2 separate regions of the Homo sapiens genome follow, and region 1 is linked to region 2. Evidence: read pairs that join two places in POLR2A ChIA-PET (ENCODE). Cell type or tissue: B cell. All regions are shown on one strand. Links, peaks and the distances in the headings refer to the core of each region. The heading gives the core; the rest is flanking DNA.

What was found. ChIA-PET counts read pairs that join two places held together with the same protein. Peaks named below come from ENCODE experiments on the same cell type or tissue, not always from the same donor. Only the 100,000 strongest peaks of a DNase experiment are listed, where the experiment ranks them.
Region 1: POLR2A ChIA-PET joins it to region 2 with 8 read pairs; 3 of 35 experiments call an interaction of 5 or more read pairs at or near these places.

What each region holds. Positions count from the first base shown.
Region 1 is chr5:157,545,924-157,551,308 of GRCh38, reverse strand. The region is part of intron 3 of ADAM19 (ADAM metallopeptidase domain 19); the gene reads left to right. Among named protein-coding and RNA genes, the nearest start is that of ADAM19, 27 kb to the left of the region's middle. In B cell, for the core only: no CTCF peak of the experiment used is centred there; no DNase peak of the experiment used is centred there; H3K4me3 peaks cover 620 bases; H3K27ac peaks cover 5,000 bases.
Region 2 is chr5:157,627,699-157,633,083 of GRCh38, reverse strand. All of the region lies in intron 4 of SOX30 (SRY-box transcription factor 30), which reads left to right. Among named protein-coding and RNA genes, the nearest start is that of SOX30, 22 kb to the left of the region's middle. In B cell, for the core only: no CTCF peak of the experiment used is centred there; no DNase peak of the experiment used is centred there.

The sequences.
Region 1 (5,385 bases), core at 154-5,153, 82 kb after region 2:
TTTCAGCCTCCCGAGTAGCTGAGATTACAGGCGTGCACCACCACGCCAGCTAATTATTTTCTTTTTAGTAGAGACAGGATTTCACCATGTTGGCCAGGCTGGTCTGCAACTCCTGACCTCAGGTGATTCGCCTGCCTCGGCTTCCCAAAGTGCTGGGATTACAGGCATGAACCACTGTGCCTGGCCTGAGGTCTTAGATTTAAGTCTTTAATCCGTTTTGATTTGATTTTTGTATACAATGAGAGATAGGGGCCTAGTTTTATTCTTCTGCATATGGTTTTCCCACCATTTATTGAAGAGACTATCATATCATTTTCGTGGCTGTGTGATATTATAGTCTATGTGTATGCATGATTAACTCTTACAGCTTCTTATAGTGAAAAATTATCAAACGTGCAGAGTAGAGAGAATGATGGTATGAATCACTGTATACCCAACTGAGTCAAAGCGAATTTACATGTAACGTGGATATATAAAGGCAAGTTGCCCTTGGCTCCTCTGCAAGTTTATATCTCACTGCCCTTGTTGAGAGATCCTGTTTTCCCAAACACACCATTGAGTTGATTATTGAGCTTGGGCAGACTCTTTAAACCCAAGCTCTCTTGTCTTTTTTTTTTTTTTTCCAAACAGCTTTACTGAGATACAACTCACATACCATATAGTTCACTCATTTAAAGTATACAATTTCATCTGTTTTAGTATATTTACAAAGTCATGCAGCCATCGCCATAATCTGATTTTAGAACATTTTCACCACTCCAAAAGGAAAAAACATCAGCAGTGTTATGAGTTGAATGGTGTCCCCCCAAACTCATATGTTGAAGTCCTTATCCCCAGTACCTCAAAGTGACCTTATTTGGAAATTGAGTTGTGGATGTATTTAGTTAAGATGAGATCATACTGGAGTATGGCAGGTCTCTAATCCAGCATGAGTGGTGTCCTTTTAGAAGGGGGAGGTTTGGAAACAGACACACACTCTGGGAGAATGCCATGTGAAGATTAGAGTTATGCCACCACAGGCGAAGGAACTCAGAAGCCAGGAGAGAGCCTGGGATAAGCCCTTTCCTTGCACCTGCAGAGAGAGGATGATAGCTTGATCTTGGACTTTTAGCCTCAAGAACTGTGTGACATAAACTTCCGATTTTTAAGCCACTTGGTTTGTGATACTTTGTTACGGTAGTCCTAGAAAAGGAGCACAGTCATTCTTCATTCTCCCCCACCCCACGTCAGTCCTATGAAGCTGGCAATCTGATGTCTCCAGATTTACTTATTCTGGATGTTTCATGTAAATGGGATTATACAATATGTGGTCTTTTTGACTGGCTACTTTCACTTCGGGTAAAGTTTTTGAGGTTTATTCGTGTTGTAGTATGTATCAGTATTCTTATTGCTATATGGTATTACATTATATAGATATACCACATTTTGTTAACCCATTCATTAGTTGATAGATCTGCCTTTTAAGCTCGAGCTAATTTTTCTCCATTCTACAAGTTTGATTTCAGGGGATACTGATTGAGCACCTCTATGTAGAATCCTGTGCTAGGTGCTGTAGAGACTAGGCATGAAAACAGGATATTCTTACCTTCTGGCAGTTTAGACTCTGTGGGAGAGAAAACAGCATGCAAACAGCATAATCCAAAACAGATTACAAATTTACATGGTAGAATTGAAAGTAAAGAACTGCGAAGGCAAGAGGAACGGGAATTTGTGACTGGGGAAGAGGGGAGCCTTCCCTAATGAGGGTTACTTGAAATATTGTCTTGCAGAATGATGGGAGGCTTTTGATGAGGGAGGGAGATGAGATGAATGGAGAATGAGAAAGGAATTCAGACTGAGAAAACAATGTGTAAATGTTTGGTCTGGATCAAAGGGAACCTAAAACTGTAGTGCTACTAATCTTTTAGGAATTTAGTATCCCTAACTAGCCAAATATTTGAATTCAGAAGAGTGATATGTTGAGGTTGGGGAACGGGTTGCTTTTTCTTCCACTGGTGGGCTACCAGAGGATTTGAGTGGCATAGAGCTCAATATTTTAATTCTCCCATTTTTGACTTTGAGTTGCATTCTCTTGCCTCAGGCAGACCCATGTGGTCAGGGAAGTAGGTGAGCTACTTCTAGGAAACATACTTGAAGTGCACTTAAAAGCTAGGCTGTATTTCTACACCTTGGAAGAGAAGTAGCTTTCCTCCCACCCCTCCCCACTGAAGAACAATTTGGGCTGAGCCAAGAGGATGGAGGTGTACTTGGTGGATGGAGCCCATGGATTGGAAGGGGCTGAGCACAAGGCATTGATGGCTTCTTCACAACTTCTGTAGATGGGGAAGCCTCCTGAGATGCAAGGCTGGTGGGCGGGATGCAGACGGATTTATGGATATACATTTGGATTTGGGAGAGGCTCTTTCGGCCTTCTCTTTTCTCCCAGCTCCGAGGATGTGATTAAACTCTTCATCTAGGCTCTCTGGAAATTGGAGGGTGTTTCCTACTCTTTACCCTTTGTGGTTGGGCAATGGAGCATGACTATCCTGGAGAAAAATGAGAGGAGGCTGACAATGTGGCCCCTGGACAGATTCTGTCCTGAAAATGAAACTACATTTACATTTCACCCAGGAGATGTTTTTGATTTTGAGCAATTAAGATTTGCTTTTTCTTTATTTAGAACTCAGTGACATACACAGACCTTTGGCTGACCCCTTGAATAAACTAAGTGAATAGTCTTCTGGGTACTATGGGGCAAGTTGCTAGGTCTTGCACAAACTCAACTGGGGCAGGTATTGAGTCAGAGAATCCCTGGCTTTTCTGGCAAGTCTCTTCCCAGTGTACTGGGCTTGAGTTCTGGACTACTCATTGAGAATTCCTAATTTATGTTATTCCTTTCTTCTCTTCCTTCATTAAACAAATATTGTGAGTGCCAACTATGTGGCAGGCACTGGGATAGGTCCTGGTTATTCCCGGGAGAATCAATGGTGATCAGAATAGTCTCTGCCATCATGGGGCTTAGAACGTAGTAGAGGGGACAGATAATTAAACAGTTACAGAACAATGTGGGACCTGCTAGGAGGGAGGAAGTAGAGGGTACTGTAGGAACATGGGGAAGGGGAACTTCCTCTGGATTGGGGGCACGGGAAGTCTGATAGGAGGAAGTAAAGAAAAGGGGGAGTGTGATGGTGGTGGAGAGTGTGGCAGAGTTGGCTCATACAATAGGGAGTATGTGCCAGGCAGCACAGATCACAGGATCAAAGGCCCAAAGGCAAGAATGACATTGAAAATGAAAAGTTCTCTATAGTTAGAACAGAGAGCAGGAGGAAGGAAATGATGAGAGAAGAAATTGGTGAGGCAGGCAGAGGTGAGTCCTTAAAGGGCCTTGTAGGCACCTTAAAGAGTTTGGGCTTTTATCTCTAGGGCAATGGGAAGCGGATGAAGAATATTTTAAAAGTCACATAGTGACAGCATCCAAAACGCATTTGAGAAGGACTAATTTAGGGAAGAGGTAGCTGATATAAAGAGAAGAGGATAGATTCCAGAGATATTTATAGGGTGGAATCATGGAAACTGGGAAATGGGTTGCATGTGGGCTGAGGGAGAGGGTGGTTTCAAGGGACAGTCCAAAGTTTCTAGCTTGAATAAGTAGCAGGATAGTTGTCTTAATTCATTTTGCATTGGCAAAACAGAATCCTAGAGACTGGGTCACTTATAAAGAAAAGAAATCTGTTTCTCACAGTTCTGCTGGCTGGCAAGTCCAACATCAAGGTATCAGCGTCTCATGAGGGCCTTCTTGCTATGCTACCCCATGGTGAAAGGGAGAAGGGCAAGATAGCACATGAAAAAAAGAGCAAGAGAGCAAACTTGCAGCCTCAAGCCCTTTTATAACAGCATTAATCCACTCATTATGGTGGAGCCCTCATGGCCTAATCACTCCTCATGAGGCCTACCTTCCAACACTGTTGCATTGGGGATTAAGTTTCCAACACAGGCTTTTGCGGGGATACATTCAAACCACAGCAATGGTGGTGTCTGTCCCTGGAGTTTTCCTTAGCTTGTGGTGGGACCTTGGACAAGCCACCTCTTTCCTTGGATCTTTAGGTTTCTCATTAGATAGGTAATTAGACTCAATGGACTAATTAGACTAGGTAATAATTCCTAGTCACCACCTTGGCAGGATCATCATGGGGATGCAATAATAAAACCTGTGTGAAAAGCAGTGTCCTGTACTCTTTCCATAACGCTGACAGGCCCAGCAGAAGCAAAATCTGTGCCTCCCCTGGTTTTCTCTGTTTTCTCCTCCTTATCTAAAATTCTAAGCACTTGGTCTCTTAGGAACTGGTGAGACCTCTGCCCATTCCAGCAGCTGAGGCTTCATTGGGGACCTCTCTAGGGATTCTGAAACCGGCTTTTGTTGAAAACAATGATATCATTGAGTAGGTGGAGCTGGGCCGGACTTTCCTCAGCCGGTTGAAGGAGAAATGGGGTCTTTATGACTTCTGTACTTGTGGCTCTTTTCCAGCCTCTTCCATGGCTCCCATGTGTCTCACTTCCCCCCTTTCCTCCTTGCAGAAAACTGGCAGTCTCCACGTTTTCTCCTCTTGCATCAGTCTCCCCGGGGAGAGGGCCAGAAGGGCCAAGGAGCTATAATGGCTGCATTATATCAAGCATGGTTTCTTTTTCCAAGGCCCCCCTTCTGGAGAAGGGAAGGGCAAGTCATGGAAAGGGACTCCTTTGGAGGGAGACTGGAGTGCTGGGGAAAAGAGTGATCTAAGTGTTGGAAGGAATGTCAGGCTCTTTGTATTCTAGAAGCTCTTTATCTCTTGACTCACTGATGCTAGATTTGGGGCTTGGGTAAGAATGCAAAGGTCAAACTGGCCTCTCAGGGATATGGTGATAGGAATATGGGTTTGGAGAAGGAGGGCAGCCATGTTGAGTGAGTATCCTTAATTCCTGATCCCTAGACTGGCCTTGCTCTCTGCTCTCAACACGCACACATGCATGCACACACGTGTGCGTGCACATATACATCCCTTCTCCATAACTGTGTAGACAGCTTTTTAGGAGAAACTAGAAATTGGTTACCACACTGGTTTGCAGCTGTTCCAGGAAGGAAGATGAGCTGTGAAACAGTGCCTTCTGGGGACCAGACAGTGACACCTGCCCTCTGCATGGTGTCAGCATTTGCCAAGCACTTGGGAGCTGCAGGTGCCAAGCCAGGAGAGGGGCAGGAAACCTAGGCCTGCCTCACTGGCTGCTGAAGCCCCATCCCCTAGCATAGTGCCTGCACATCACGGACCTCCATACATGTTTGTGGAGGGTGCAAGTGGACTTGCAGGTGCAGGGCCTGCAAGGCCTGATGCTCAGAAAGGTGCTGCGTCTTGATCAAGGACCCCCAGCAAA
Region 2 (5,385 bases), core at 166-5,165:
TTTCTTTTTTTTGTTTTTTTGAGAGTCTTGCTCTGTCTGCCAGACTGGGGTTCTGCAGCCTCTGCCTCTGGGGTTCAAGCGATTCTCGTGCCTCAGCCTCCTGAGTAGCTAGGATTACAGGTACATGCTACCATGCCTGGCTAATTTTTGTATTTTTAGTGGAGACTGAGTTTTGCCATGTTAGTCAGGCTGGTCTTGAACTCCTGGCCTTAAGTGATCTGCCTGCCTTAGCCTCCCAGAGTGTTGGGATTACAGGCGTGAGCCACCACACCTGGCTGGAAGGACTTCTTAACCTTGATAAAAGGAATATAAAATTTTTGTCGTTGATCCAGGTAAAGCACAGAAAGAATCTTGTTTTTACTCAGGGCTCTATGTGATTTTCATTAGAAATAAAATTCCCAAGGTGTTTCACACATTGGTTCAGAGTCTAAAATCACCCTGTCCACTGGATGCAGACATTTCTTTTTCTTTTTGAGATGGAGTTTCGCTCTTTTTGCCCAGGCTGGAGTGTAATGCCACGATCTCGGCTCACTGCACTGCCTCCAGGGTTCAAGTGATTCTCCTGCCTCAGCCTCCCGAGTAGCTGGGATTACAGGTGCCCACCACCACGTCCAGCTAATTTTATATTTTTAGTACAGATGGGGTTTCACCCGTCTCTACTGGAAATCCAATGAGACCTAATTAGCTAGACTTTTCAGGATAGAGTACCAGAGAAAAGAGAGCTACGCACAGAGGGAACTCCAGATGACTGTGTAGGGTCCCTCTTGAGTATTCGGTGAAGTACTAATTAGTGCATCCTTGTGAAGAAACAACCCAAGGCAGTGAAAGAACCACCTGAAAGGATCAGAGAAAACAATATCTGGCAATCATGCACTAACACAGTGCTGTGAATAGTCCCACCAACTAGATTGGAAAACTTCTATGGGGCACAGAACATTGGGTACTCAGAAGGGTCTTGCTTCAGATAGCCTTAGCCCAAATGTTGCAATGGTCACAACTAAAAATTCTTTTTTTTTTTTTTTTTTTTTTTTTTTTTAGTTACGGGGTGGGTCTTGCTGTGTCACCCAGGCTGGAGTGCAGTGGCATGATCATAGCTCATTGCAGCCTCGAACTCCTGGGCCTAAGTGATCCTTCTTTCTCAGCCTCCTGAATAACTGGGACTACAGGTGTGCACCACCATGCCCAGCTAATATTCTCATGTTTTTGTAGAGACAGGGCCTCACTTTGTTGCCTAGGCTGTTTTCAAACTCCTGGCCTCCCAAAGTGCTGGAATTAACAGGCATGAGCCATTGTGCTCTAATTTTTTTTTTTTTTTTTTTGAGACGAGTTCCCACTCTGTTACCCAGGCTGGAGTGCAGTGGCACGATCTTGGCTCACTGCAACCTCAGCCTCCCGGGTTCGAGCAAGCAATTCTCCTGCCCTCAGCCTCTGGAGTAGCTGGGACTACAGGCCGCACCACCATGCCCGGCTTATTTTTGTATTTTTAGTAGAGACGGGGTTTCACCATGTTGACCAGGGTGGTCTCAAACTCCTGACCTCAGGTGATCCACACGCCTCGGCCTCCCAAGGTGCTGGGATTACAGGCGTGAGCCACCGCGCCCAGCTCAAAATTCTTAAAAGCAAGACCTGAAAGGACCAACTTGTTTTTAAGTAATTTAACTGCACCCAAGAGCAAAGCTCAAGAATAGAAATAGAATCAAATAATTAAAAAGGTAAGTGAGAGTACGGTTCATTTTTGAGATGGCAGCACAGGGAGCTCTGTGGACCCAGTCTCTAGCAAACAAGTGTAAGTGGTGAAAACTATTTTTAAAAACCAATCATTCAAGTCTCTGGAAGTTGCTGGGTGTGGTGGTGTACCTGTAGTCTCAGGTACTTGGGAGGCTGAGGCAGGAAGATTGCTTGAGCCCAGGAATTTGAGACTGTAGTGAGCTATGATCATACCACTGCATTCTGGCCTGGGTGACAGCAAAACCCCATCTCTTAAATTACATATATAAAATACATATATTGTGTGTATATATATATATATATATATAAAATATATATATTGTATATATATATAAAATATATAGTATATATATAAAAAATATATATAGTATATATATAAAAATATATAGTGTATATATATACAATATATATAGTATATATATATAATATATAATATAGATATTATATATTTTTTATATATATAAAATTATATATATTGTATATATATATATAAAAATATATAATATATATATAATGTATATATATAAATGGGAAATCCAGAAGGCCACACACATATCCAGAGCTAGACCCATGTTCAGAAAATACACAAAAAGACCCCAAGCTTTTAACTCTAACTGATCTGTAGGCTCTGTATAAGCAGGAAGTAAAGACTAAGGCAGAACTGAAAATAGCCTGGCTAAGTATTTAAGGAGTGCCCCAGTTCAAAGCCAATCTGTAAAGACCAGGAAAATATGTTTTGTTTTGTTTTTGTTTCTAGGTTTTTAAGGAAATCTCTATCAAATTTCTGACCGCTAAGCTAATTGAACAGAGATTTCAATGACCATGCATAACAAAGAATACGGTCTTTACAAAAATACTCTAGAAAACCAAATAAACAACTACAACCCCAAACAAGCAACAACAACAAACCTTGGATAAGGGAAAGAATTTGATTTCTAGTGGCATCACATTATAATATTCAAAACATCCAGTTTTCAACAAAAAAGTTACAAGACATGCAAAGAAACAAGAAAGTAGGGCATTCACAAGGAAATAATATTAATAGTAACTATCCCCAAGGAAGCTGAGACATTGGACTTAATAGACAGTTTAAATCAGCTGTTTTAAATATGCTCAAGGAACTAAAGGAAACCATGGACAAAGAACTAAAGGAAACCAGGAGAACAGTGTTTCACCAAATAGATCATATCAATAAGGAGATAGAAATTAAAAAAGAACCAAATACAAATCCTCAAGCTAAAAATTGCAGTAACTTCTTATAAGACTTACCAATCATACATTGAAATAGTGTTTCTAGTTTCCATCACTTATATTCTCCTGTTCCTTATGACAGACCTTTTAGGTTGACAGAACAGACATTGTTATCCCTATTTTATATAAGAAGGATACAAGGATCAGATAAAGTAAGATTTACTTAAGTTTACCAGATTCTTATGTGGCATAGCTAGAACTAGAGCCTGGGTAGGGCGGCATGGTAGTTAGGAGAACAAGTTCTGGAGTCAAATTGCCTGATTCTGTCTACCACTTACTAATTATATCACTTTGAGCGAGTTACTTAACCTTTTTAAAGCTCCATTTCCTCATCTGTACAGTGGAGATATTTATAGTGTCTGTGTCTTAGGGTCGTTCTGAGTGTTGTTCAGTGTTATATTGAAATAACATATACACTCCTTGGCCAATGCCTAAAAAATAGTAAATGCTTACATATTGGATAATATTATTATTTGGACTATTCTAATTAATGTTTTTCCCCCTACACCATGATGCTTTTATAGTTTTTTGCTTTCACTCATGTAACCTTCTAGGATTGCCTTTGTCTTAATTGATCTTTTTGTTCTCTGAATATAACACGAACTCGTCTTTACCACACCAAAATAGTCACTATAATGCTGGCGTTATAGACTTTAGCACATGTCTAATATATACCTAGATTTTATGTTTTTTAAAAAATTATCTACCAAGCCTTACATAGCGTCTTGCCTACATTGAGTCCTGAAAAAGACAGTTGTTGGGTGAATTATTTCTAGCTGAAATGAAGGCTTTGTGGAAGGGATAGATTTTTATTTTATTGATATATAACATTTTACGTATTTATGGGGTACTTGTCATAAATATGTATAAAATGTGTAATGATCAAGTCAGGGTATTTGGGTTATCTGTCACCTTGATTATCATTTCTGTATATTGGGAACATTTTTAGTCCTCTCTTATAGCTACTTTGAAATACACCAGACATTGTTGCTAACTATAGGCACCCTACTGTGCTACTGAACATTAGAACTTACATCTTCTATCTAACTGTATGTTTGTACCCATAGTCAGCCTCTTTTCATCCCTGAATTATCTGTGGAATTCAATGGATAGAGAGACCTGCTATATGAGCAAAGCTGTGCTAGCCAGAAGCACAGTGTATTTGGCCGTGCACGGTGGCTCACACTCATAATCCCAGCACTTTGGGAGGCTGAGGCGGGCGGATCACCTGAGGTCAGAATTTCGAGACCAGACTGGCCAACATGGTGAAACCCCATCTCTACTAAAATACAAAAATTAGCCGGACATGGTGGCGGGCACCTGTAATCCTAGCTACTCGGTAGGCTGAGGCAGGAGAATTGCTTGAACCTGGGAGGCGGAGGTTGCAGTGAGCCAAATTCATGCCACTGCACTCCAGCCTGGGTGACAGAGCGAGACTCTGTCTCAAAAAAAAAAAAAAAAGAAGCACAGTGTATTCAGGACATGTGTATTAAATTTAAAATGCCCGAACTAAGAGTGGCAGTAGGCATGGAAACCTGAAAAATTTTAGAAACTTTACCTCATTTGTTATAATTAACATGAGCAAGGTACCTAGCACTTGAAGATTTGGGGGTAGGGCATAGTTTCAGAGTTTGAGATAATAGTCTAGTATGTCTGTCATACTTAGGTTTTTAAAAGTAAGGTAACAAAGTTGACTCTGTGTGTGTGTGTGTGTGTGTGTGTGTGTGTGTGTGTGTGTGAAGGCCAGAAATGAAACACTTAACTTGCCATGGGTTTTGCCGATGAGTATGGTCATTATGTTTATGTTATCTGTCACTAGATGGTTGGACTCTACCTCTTCCTATAATTCCTGCTCTATGCCTTTGAAAGAGAGAATAATACTTAAAAACAATTGACAAATGGGTTTGAGTAGCAGAATTTTTGAGGTATAATCTTTTTTAAAAAAATTTTTTTTTGAGATGGGGGTCTCACTATATTGCCCAGGCTGGCTTCAAACTCCTGGGCTCAAACGATCCTCCTGCGTCAGCCTCCTGAGTAGCTGGGACTACAGGCATGCACTACTGTGCCCAGCAAATGGCAGAAATTTTGGATTTGACTTTTTTTTTTTTTTTGAGATGGAGTCTCACTCTGTCACCCAGGCTGGAGTGTGGTGGCGTGATCGCGGCTCACTGCAAGCTCCGCCTTCTGGGTTCACGCCATTCTCCTGCCTCAGCCTCCTGAGTAGCTGGGACTACAGGCGCCCGCCACCACGCCTGGCTAATTTTTTGTATTTTTAGTAGAGATGGGGTTTCACCGTGTTAGCCAGGATGGTCTCGATCTCCTGACCTTGTGATCCGCCCACCTCGGCCTCCCAGAGTGCTGGGATTACAGGCGTGAGCCACCGCGCCCGGCCAAAAAACCATAACT